Linked DNA regions of Homo sapiens: region 1 is linked to region 2. The links are chromatin contacts, found by Hi-C or POLR2A ChIA-PET in ENCODE. All regions are on one chromosome and are shown on one strand. Each heading gives the region's core, a stretch centred on a gene start or an enhancer-like site at or near the end of the contact. The rest is flanking DNA. Distances are from core to core; before and after follow the strand shown. Region 1 overlaps RBMS1 (RNA binding motif single stranded interacting protein 1). Region 2 overlaps RBMS1 (RNA binding motif single stranded interacting protein 1).

Region 1 (4,192 bases), core at 607-3,106, 76 kb before region 2:
GCTCAGCTGGGGATTGAATGTCCAAGATGGCCTCATTGACATGCCTCACAGTTGTCTGGCTGTTGACTGGAGTGCCTCCATTCTCCTCTGTGTAGCTTCTCATTCTGTACAGCCTCTCTTTCCATGTGGATTCTAACTGGAAGGCAGACTAGCCCAGATTTCTTTACAGGGTGATTGGCTGAAAGCCTCTTCAGGCCCAGATCTGAAAGTCACTCAGCCATACTTCTGCATTCTACTGTCACACAGGGCCATCCCTTAGGCAAGGAGAGGTGAAACAGGTTCCAGTCCTGGACTTTGGAGGAGAGAATCACATTGGGAAAGCACATGCAGAGTGGGAGGGATTGTGGGCAGGTATTTCTGGAAATGTCTACCACAGTTATTATTAAATACAGCTTGAAAGAGTAAAAGATTACAATCCCAATGAATAAGAATGCTTATTCATTGTACTGCTTCCAGATATTAAAATTATTAAGTTACCTTTAACATATGTGTGCTGTACATAATAACCATGGCATATATTCACCATAGCTATTCTAACTGAAGGAAAAGATATATTCCCCAAAAACCTAATTCTTGATTTAGTCTTATTGTTTAATTTTTTAAAAAGTGTACTACAATCATAGTTTTTATTGTTTCAGAGGTTAAATGCACTTTACGTGTTTACTGATACAAAGGGAATTTTGAACTCCCTCTAGTGGCAAAAGATTTTCTTTTATTTTTTCCAAGAGCTTACTTAATAAGATGGCTGACATGTATAACAACATAGTTTCAAAAATGACCTGTTCTTACCATCAGAAGATGCCCACTTTCTCCTGTGTGAGTTATGGTGGGTCCTTTAATCTCTTATGAGAAATGTTAACCTTTCCAAGAAACATTGATCATATTATATGAAAAAAAAGGAAGAAAGGAGACTTCCTGTTAACTTTAAAGTGCAAAAACTGCTAACTGCTCCCTTTAGTCAGGGTCTTAAATAAAAACTATTATATTTTGACAATTAAAATATCATTTTCCCTGGCTAAAAAGTAAATTAAATTTTAAATTTTTGCCTGAAGAATTATTTTTTGAACAGACAAATGTATTTAATTGAAACAATCTTTACATAGAAAGCAATAGATAACTGTTGAAAAGTGCAGCTTGGAAAGCACTAATAGCCAAACTAGGAGGATCATAGGGATCCCAAAGTGTTATGCTTGTCTTGAATTCAAATTTGGATTTTCATAGCCAATAGGGAAGGAACATGGTTATCACCATTACGCCATACAAAAGGAAGCACAATGTCAAAGGGCGGGAATAGAAAAACAGCTATTACAGACTTTGTAAATTAAGTTTTCTTATCCCCACCCCATTGCCAAAGAGAATTAATAATACTAATTAACTTAGTCTGTTACGGGTCCATCTATAGACAGATTTATTCTGGTTCTTTATATAGTAAAAGGACATTTCTGTGATGCTAAAAGACATTCTTTAAAAATGCTCTTTTCCCAGCTATTTGTGGAAGCCGATCCAACCTATCCTGTACTGTCTCGTAGGTTGACACCCAAAACCTCTGTTCTCCTACCCACAGTAGTAGGAAAATGGCCAGGGATGGTAAGAATCCATAGAGTTTTTTTCTTCTTCTTCTTCTTCTTTTAAAGCTCTAGAAAGTGGAACCTAGGATTATAAAAATAATTCCCCGACATGCTGTTTTGTTTGGGACTAAACTATGAAATAGCAAGATTTCACTACAATAATTAATCCAGCCAATAAAAAGTTAGACTTTGTTTCTTTCCAATACCTCTTTTTAGTTCGACATTTATAACTAAGTCTGTGTCTCTTGTGGTCTCGATTACATCCGGTGTTTTCAGCTGGCAGCATTTCCTCTGCTGAGGCCACCCCACGTTTTTTGCCAGGCTACATTTCTGTGAATATAAAGAGAGAAAACCAAGTTGTATTAGAGAGTGAAATTTAAGGAGAAATTGAGTATAACTTTGATTTTTGAAACAAAAACCAAGCCACTGTATTTGTTATAAACAAACTGGTGATTAAAATATGTAGGCTCCAGAAGTACATGGAAAGTCTTATAGCCATCTCGTAGCCATCCTGCATGTTTTCTCTTAAATATTTATAATAACCTAATTTAACTAACAAACAGAGACCAGAGATTCCCTTCCAGCTTTGCTTGCACAGATTTGAAATAATGAAAGTGAATTTGCATTTCTTAAAATGGTGTTTTCTTCCAGCTCTCATAGAAATGTTTTTGGAACAGTGATCTGTGCTAACAGCTGTATTCAATCTTGAGTAAAAGTCACTTCCTGAAGAGAATGAAATTCAACTTAACATTCGAACTTGCCTAGAACATAATCCTGTAGGGTGAGTGTACTATGTGATTATGAAACTGGACACAGGCACCCTGCTGAGATGATTTCTTGTAAATAATACCCAACAGAAACCATTAATCAGTGTCAGTGTTTTTAACTGAAGAATTAATATTCTAAAAGTGTTCCTTATTCATACAGATAACCGTCTTAGTTTTCAAGAATTTTAGTCTTTGATATTTTAAAAATGTAATTCCCTTGTGGAATTGGATCTATATGAAATCTCTATGTATTAATATATACCATCAGATAGACATAAATATAGATACAGATAAACATATATGTTTATATATTTAGGCTTTAACAATTTTTTTAATTGTGTCATTCTTGATTTTCAGGTAAAATTTATTTTTGACTCAGTTCTCTTTACCTATTCACTCATTTATTTATTGCAGTGAGCTCAATTTAAATAGAATTTTGTTCCTGGCCTCATAAAATTAGTTGTAGGTATATATATGGGAGGTACAGTTTTAGCTATGATGGATTTAAAAAATATCTCTTAGATAGTTATTATTGACCTCTACTTTCCTAAATATTATACTTCTTTATTTTAAAGAAGGAAAATGTTGTATTAACGTAACTTGGATATTGCTAAAACCTTAATGGAATCATCCCTTAGATGGAAAAGTGTCCACTGAATCTTCTGTTTTCTTTATGGATCATTATTTTGTCATCTAAACAATGAATGTGGAGTTTTCAGTCATAGGCTATCAAATTGATTAGAGATAAAGTCTAACACGTTAAGGCAGAATTAACAAACATACAGAAAAATTCCAACCATCTCAATTTGTAGGAATCAAAACCGTTTCCGGCCTTACTTTGGTAACAAAAAAGGAGCTAGGCTTTCTTCCATTCCTTGACCAAACCACTAAGTTGCCTTGAAGACCTTTGTTTATAATGTCTTCTTACATTCTTTTCCCCCTGACATGCTCCCCTCCCTCCAGCAGTGAGATACTAATTAAAGAGAGGCCACTGTGACCCTAGGTTGTTTAGAAGTCACCCGGAATGAGGTGGCGGCACAGATCTGGAGAGGAAGCGCTCATTCCTAAATATAACACAGTCCTTAAGACCATCTTGTCAAAAATCTGTTGGCTTCTAATAGCAAACAAAGTACCTCCTTTGACTTAAAAGGTATACACTTGAAACTAAAATGGAATCTCTAAAACCTACTTTAACAACATCTATATCCACTTTTTATAAGAATTGGCAACAAATAAAATTAACTCATGTATGTCACATGATAGTTTCTTTCAGAGACACTAAAATATAAACATTAAAAACATTTTAAATTTGATAAAGGATAATCTAATTTTTATGTTTGTTGAGGGAGAGGGAGCATGTATCTTGCCATTCCTTTTAAAAAATTAGAGACAGCTTAGATTGTGTATGAGAAGACTCTTTTCTTTTTTTCCCTCTCTCCTTCCCTCTTTCCTTCCTTCCTTTCCTTCCTTCCTTCCTTCCTTCCTTCCTTCCTTCCTTCTTTCTTTTCTTTCTTTCTTTCTTTCTTTCTTTCTTTCTTTCTTTCTTTCTTTCTTTCTTTCTTTCTTTCTTTCTTTCTTCTGTCTCTCTCTCTTTCTTCCTTTCTTTCGTTTGGACACCAGGCAACACTTTAATTGGGATGATAAAATGAACATGGTGCCTGCCAATCGTGGAAGTGCAAGGACTGCAGATTTTTCTTAATATAAGTGTTTTGAAAGACATGGAAATAATTTAATAACTTGCCTTAAATGAGCAGGTGGTGCTGCCTGACATTAAATTATTTCCTTCTTAAGTGGACTTGCTGTTGCTAAGTACTAACTTACAAGAAGCAGTTTCTTGCACAATTTTATTAGTGCTTG
Region 2 (4,561 bases), core at 1,053-3,552:
TTTTCCTCCACCACCCCTATTCATTACCCTTAGTTTAAGTTTGACAGCATGCAATTACCTTTTAAAAGCCATACTTATTTAATTTTGGCTCTGATTTTTGAGGCACAAGAATTTGAGCATTTATTTAATTAAAAAGTTTATTGAACTTTTTTCATCTCTAGTCTGAATTACAGAACTTTACATCTCTTCTAGTCAAGTGGCTGTTAACGAGGAACACGCACCAGAATCAAAATTTACATGTCAGGTCCTTCTATAGATTCAGGAGTCAGAAGACAGAGAGATACTTAATGGAGAAACAGCATAACAGGCACTTATACTAAAGAGCACAGGCTCAGAGCTTTCCACCTGGCCCCGCCTCTTGTTTGAGCAAATTTCTCAACCTCTCTGTGCCCCAGTTTCCTTACCTATAAAGTCGGGATAATCATAATATCTGCAACGTAGGGTTCTTGTAGGGACTAAGTGGGTTAATGTCAAGTGCTCTGAACACTTTTGGCATGTATTAATGTTACTGCTACTGGGAAGCTTTTTTAAAGCTTCTAATGGTCAATCCCAGTTGAGAGCTTGATTTCGTCTTTTTATGTTATAACTGAAAAAGCTGAGGCTCAGGGAAGGTTAAATGACCTTTTTGGAGTCACAAAACTAGGAAGGGGCAGGCTTGGGAAAAGAGTCCATATCTCCTGAAATATCCACTCTTCTTGATTTGCCACTTTACTTTTCACAAGTGAATGTTACACTTAACTCTGCTCTTTATCATGAGGATGAAATATCTGTACTTCAGTTTCTTGCCAAAGAACTTAACTTTGTCCTCTCCACTGGGCAGGTCTTGACACAAGCTCTTCGAAGAAATAAGATTTATGAAGAATTGTATGAAGGATTTGGAGTTTCTTTGTTCATCACAGAGCTTCCCAACTTGGCAGACAGAGGAAAGGATAATATTTGTATTATGTTATATTGGCATTGAATTAGATTATGTTGGATTGCCACCTATGGATGAGGCTGGTCATTGCTGGAGGTGACAGGCCCCACCCAGTCTCCAAGGGTTGACAGAATCAGCATCTCCTGACATGTTTAAGAGAACTAGTCCAGCAAGTGTAGTTTTAAAAAAATGTTCAACAAAACTATATACAAAAATATTTATAAGTGGTATTTTTAATTATATGCTTTATAAGTACAAATTTACATTTATAAACTTATCAGGGAGAACAGTGAGACAGTTTTGATAAACTCAAAAATGTGGATAACAGTTGCAGAACAGTATCAGTAACATACCTAATTTATTTCTGTATTTTGTTTTGGTTGTATGACATTTGGAAAATCCTTATGCAGCTGCAAAAGGTTTTAATTTTTAACAAGCTCATTTTGTCTTGATATCCCCTTGAATTAATCTTAATAGAAACTGGAAATAATTTTTTTGCCTCAACATTGAATTCATAATAATACAGCTATTCACGTGCCTCATAATAGATATAAAAGTCAGACCAGAAGCACCCAAAACTTAGCATCAGTACCAGTCAATGATGTCACTTTATCATGATGCAACGCGGTAGGCACTTTAGTATTATACAGCTGTCTATTAGATCATGGTGAGGGTGTGTGCCAACTAGTTGTACCTGCTCTTGGCCTGGCATTTGTTTGAGCATGATGGATGTGTAGGTCATTTGTACAGTTTTATATGAACGGACATGTGCAGACTTGAATTTCCAAAAGAATACCAACGCAGAGTTACAACTTTCCTAATCGGTGACTCACTTATACAAAGAGATAGCAGGAGATACATTTGTCTAGTGTCAGCACTTGAAGCAACTTAATGTAGATGTGGTCATCAGTAAGTTAACATTTGTTGTGCTATATATTTGCCTGCATTTCCTATTATTTGTTTTTGTACTTAAAGGCTAAGAAGTCTTTAAATACAAAATATTCATATGGAAAATTGATGGAACCCCTAAAGTACTTCTTCAGAGCCTAATTTGGTAGCCACTGTTCCAAGGAATGTGCCATTTATCCCTGGATGCAGCAATATTATCAGAAAGCCTTGTGCATTAACCACATAGCTATTTGCCCTTGTAGAATTCCAGTACTTGGGCCCCAGGTGATCCCTTGACCGTGCATTGCACATAGAGTATGGCTTTTAGGAGGAACCACAGGAAGACGCTCCTTCCGGCATTAGAGCTGGGAAAAACAGAACTTCTCTTAAGCCCAGGACCTGGTTTTACTCTAATGAATACTCAATTTCGTAATGTTGTATTTCCCTATGTTCACTACTAAGAAGTTATGAGTCAGCTTTGCATCCAACATTAGCAGCTCTGCAGGATCTCACTTTCAGGTTCATGTGTCTGTGGAAAAACTACTCCTGGGTTGATTTTTTCTTCACTTACCTTGAACTTTATATCTATTTTTGTCTTGTGGTGTTGCATATATTTTTGCCAGCAGCCTCAAACTTTTTGGGGAAAGAGGTAGAAGCAAATGTTTCTCATGCTCTCTGTTTGACTACCCTTAAAATCACAGAAGGAACATTGCTTAGTCACCTTCTTTTTTCAGTTTGTATAGCAATCGTTATTTTTATTATCAAAGTGGCTCACTTGGGAATGCTGATATTTTGGATATCTAATGCATTTCCATTGGAAAGGAGAATCTGGTCCCTTCTCTTAATGGCCCTGCAAAGAAATTAGTGGATGCACAACAGTTTCCTGGACTGTCAGTAAACATTAAAGTCAGCAAATACTCAAAATCATGATTTCTAGCAACTTTTAGCTTGATTGACATCTTTGTTGAAAGTTTTTTAAAATGTGATTTTTCTTATACCCATTCTTGGTAGGAATTTACTTTGGCATTGAATTAATTGCCCCGCCTTTAATTATTTGAAGACAGGAAACATTCAGCAACTTGCCTGGATATGTGTTTCATATGCAGAGGTTTGTATTACCTGTATTTTGCCTGCTTAATAAATCACAATTTAAAAGTATTGGTTCTGACTTTTAAACCTCCTGTGAGGTATGCATCTGCTTCATTCTCTCTTTTTTTTTTATTATTTATTATACTTTAAGTTCTAGGGTACATGTACACAATGTGCAGGTTTGTTACATATGTATATATGTGCCATGTTTGTGTGCTGCACCCATTAACTTGTCATTTACATTAGGTATATCTCCTAATGCTATTCCCTCCCCCCTCCCCCTACCCCACGACAGGCCCCGGTGTGTGGTGTTCCCCTTCCTGTGTCCAAGTGTTCTCATTGTTCAGTTCCCACCTATGAGTGAGAACATGCGGTGTTTGGTTTTTTGTCCTTGAGATAGTTTGCTGAGCATGATGGTTTCCAGCTTCATCCATGTCCCTACAAAGGACATGAACTTATCCTTTTTTATGGCGAATAGGAACACTTTTACACTGTTGGTGGGACTGTAAACTAGTTCAACCATTGTGGAAGACAGTGTGGCGATTCCTCAAGGATCTAGAAATAGAAATACCATTTGACCCAGCCATCCCATTACTGGGTATATACCCAAAGGATTCTAAATCATGCTGCTATAAAGACACATGCACACGTTTGTTTATTGCAGCACTATTCACAATAGCAAAGACTTGGAACCAACCCAAATGTCCAACAATGATAGACTGGATTAAGAAAATGTGGCACATATACACCATGGAATACTATGCAGCCGTCTGCTTCATTCTCTACCTGAGTTCCTGATAAACCTCTTGATAAATTCCCAGCCTTGAGCATGAAGGAACATTCTTCTGGAAGCAGTTCATCATGCCATTGTTGTTCATTCCTTTCTTTTCCTCCTCTCCCCTGCTTTCCTTTCAATGTCTGCCTAACAGTACCAGCGTTTCCTTGGCTTGTGTAGACAGTAATGATATATCTGTTGTGAGTCTTTCTGGATTGCTTTTATTTCTTTACAGGGCTGTTCATTTGTACCTCATTGTTATTACACAGATGTAATGGTTTTTCTGACCTCTGATACTGCTAGACCAAGATGTACTCCATGGGTCCCACCACTGACAAATGTCCAGGGCAGAAGAATTTTAATACCACATTGAGGAGAAATGAGGAGATGCTTCCTAAATGATCTTGGATGGGAGCAGATTAGGCAGTCTTCCATTCTCCACTTGTAATGCTGTTAGTGTTTAAAACTTCCATCAGCAGGGTCCTCGGAGTGCTGCTGCCACACTGACACGGTTGCCAGGCTGTCTTACGATGGCTACAAGACCTTATATTTTCTGCCTCCTCTCCCCATAACTTCTCTGACTTTATCTCCCCTTACTGTCCTCCATCACTTCACTTCAGCCATAGTGGACTCCTTGGTGTTTCTTAAGTGCACCAGGCCTTCCACGTGCCTTACACCAGGTTTTCCTCCTCTGCCTGCACTGCTCCTCCCCTGGATCCTTCTGACTTGTTCCTTCATATCCTTCAGGACCTTGCTCATGTCACCTTCTCCATCAGCTTACTTCAGCCACCCTTTAAAAAATTGTAATCTGCCTCCACTTCACCTGGGCATTCTCAATCTCAACCCCCCTCCACCCCCCCACCCCGCTTTGCTTGTGCTATTGTCATAATACC

What was found. Hi-C counts contacts between places; a loop is a spot of excess contacts on that map. ChIA-PET counts read pairs that join two places held with the same protein, here RNA polymerase II (POLR2A). Pooled maps may share reads with other maps.
Region 1: a map of MCF 10A shows a loop between it and region 2 (5-fold over the local background). The contact joins two enhancer-like sites. A Hi-C loop is called at or near these places in 4 of 168 maps with a recorded cell type or tissue (MCF 10A, PC-3, mammary epithelial cell and 1 more) and 10 of 50 pooled maps. POLR2A ChIA-PET finds 5 or more read pairs at or near these places in 5 of 52 experiments (CD4-positive, alpha-beta T cell, IMR-90, MCF 10A and 2 more).

Annotation. Positions count from the first base shown.
Region 1 is chr2:160,425,940-160,430,131 of GRCh38, reverse strand. All of the region lies in intron 1 of RBMS1 (RNA binding motif single stranded interacting protein 1), which reads left to right. Among named protein-coding and RNA genes, the nearest start is that of MIR4785, 20 kb to the right of the region's middle. Within about 2 kb of position 1,856, at least 15 of the 41 ENCODE cell types and tissues checked have a DNase peak (open chromatin) inside an H3K27ac peak, as active enhancers do.
Region 2 is chr2:160,349,797-160,354,357 of GRCh38, reverse strand. The region is part of intron 2 of RBMS1 (RNA binding motif single stranded interacting protein 1); the gene reads left to right. Among named protein-coding and RNA genes, the nearest start is that of MIR4785, 56 kb to the left of the region's middle. Within about 2 kb of position 2,302, at least 5 of the 41 ENCODE cell types and tissues checked have a DNase peak (open chromatin) inside an H3K27ac peak, as active enhancers do.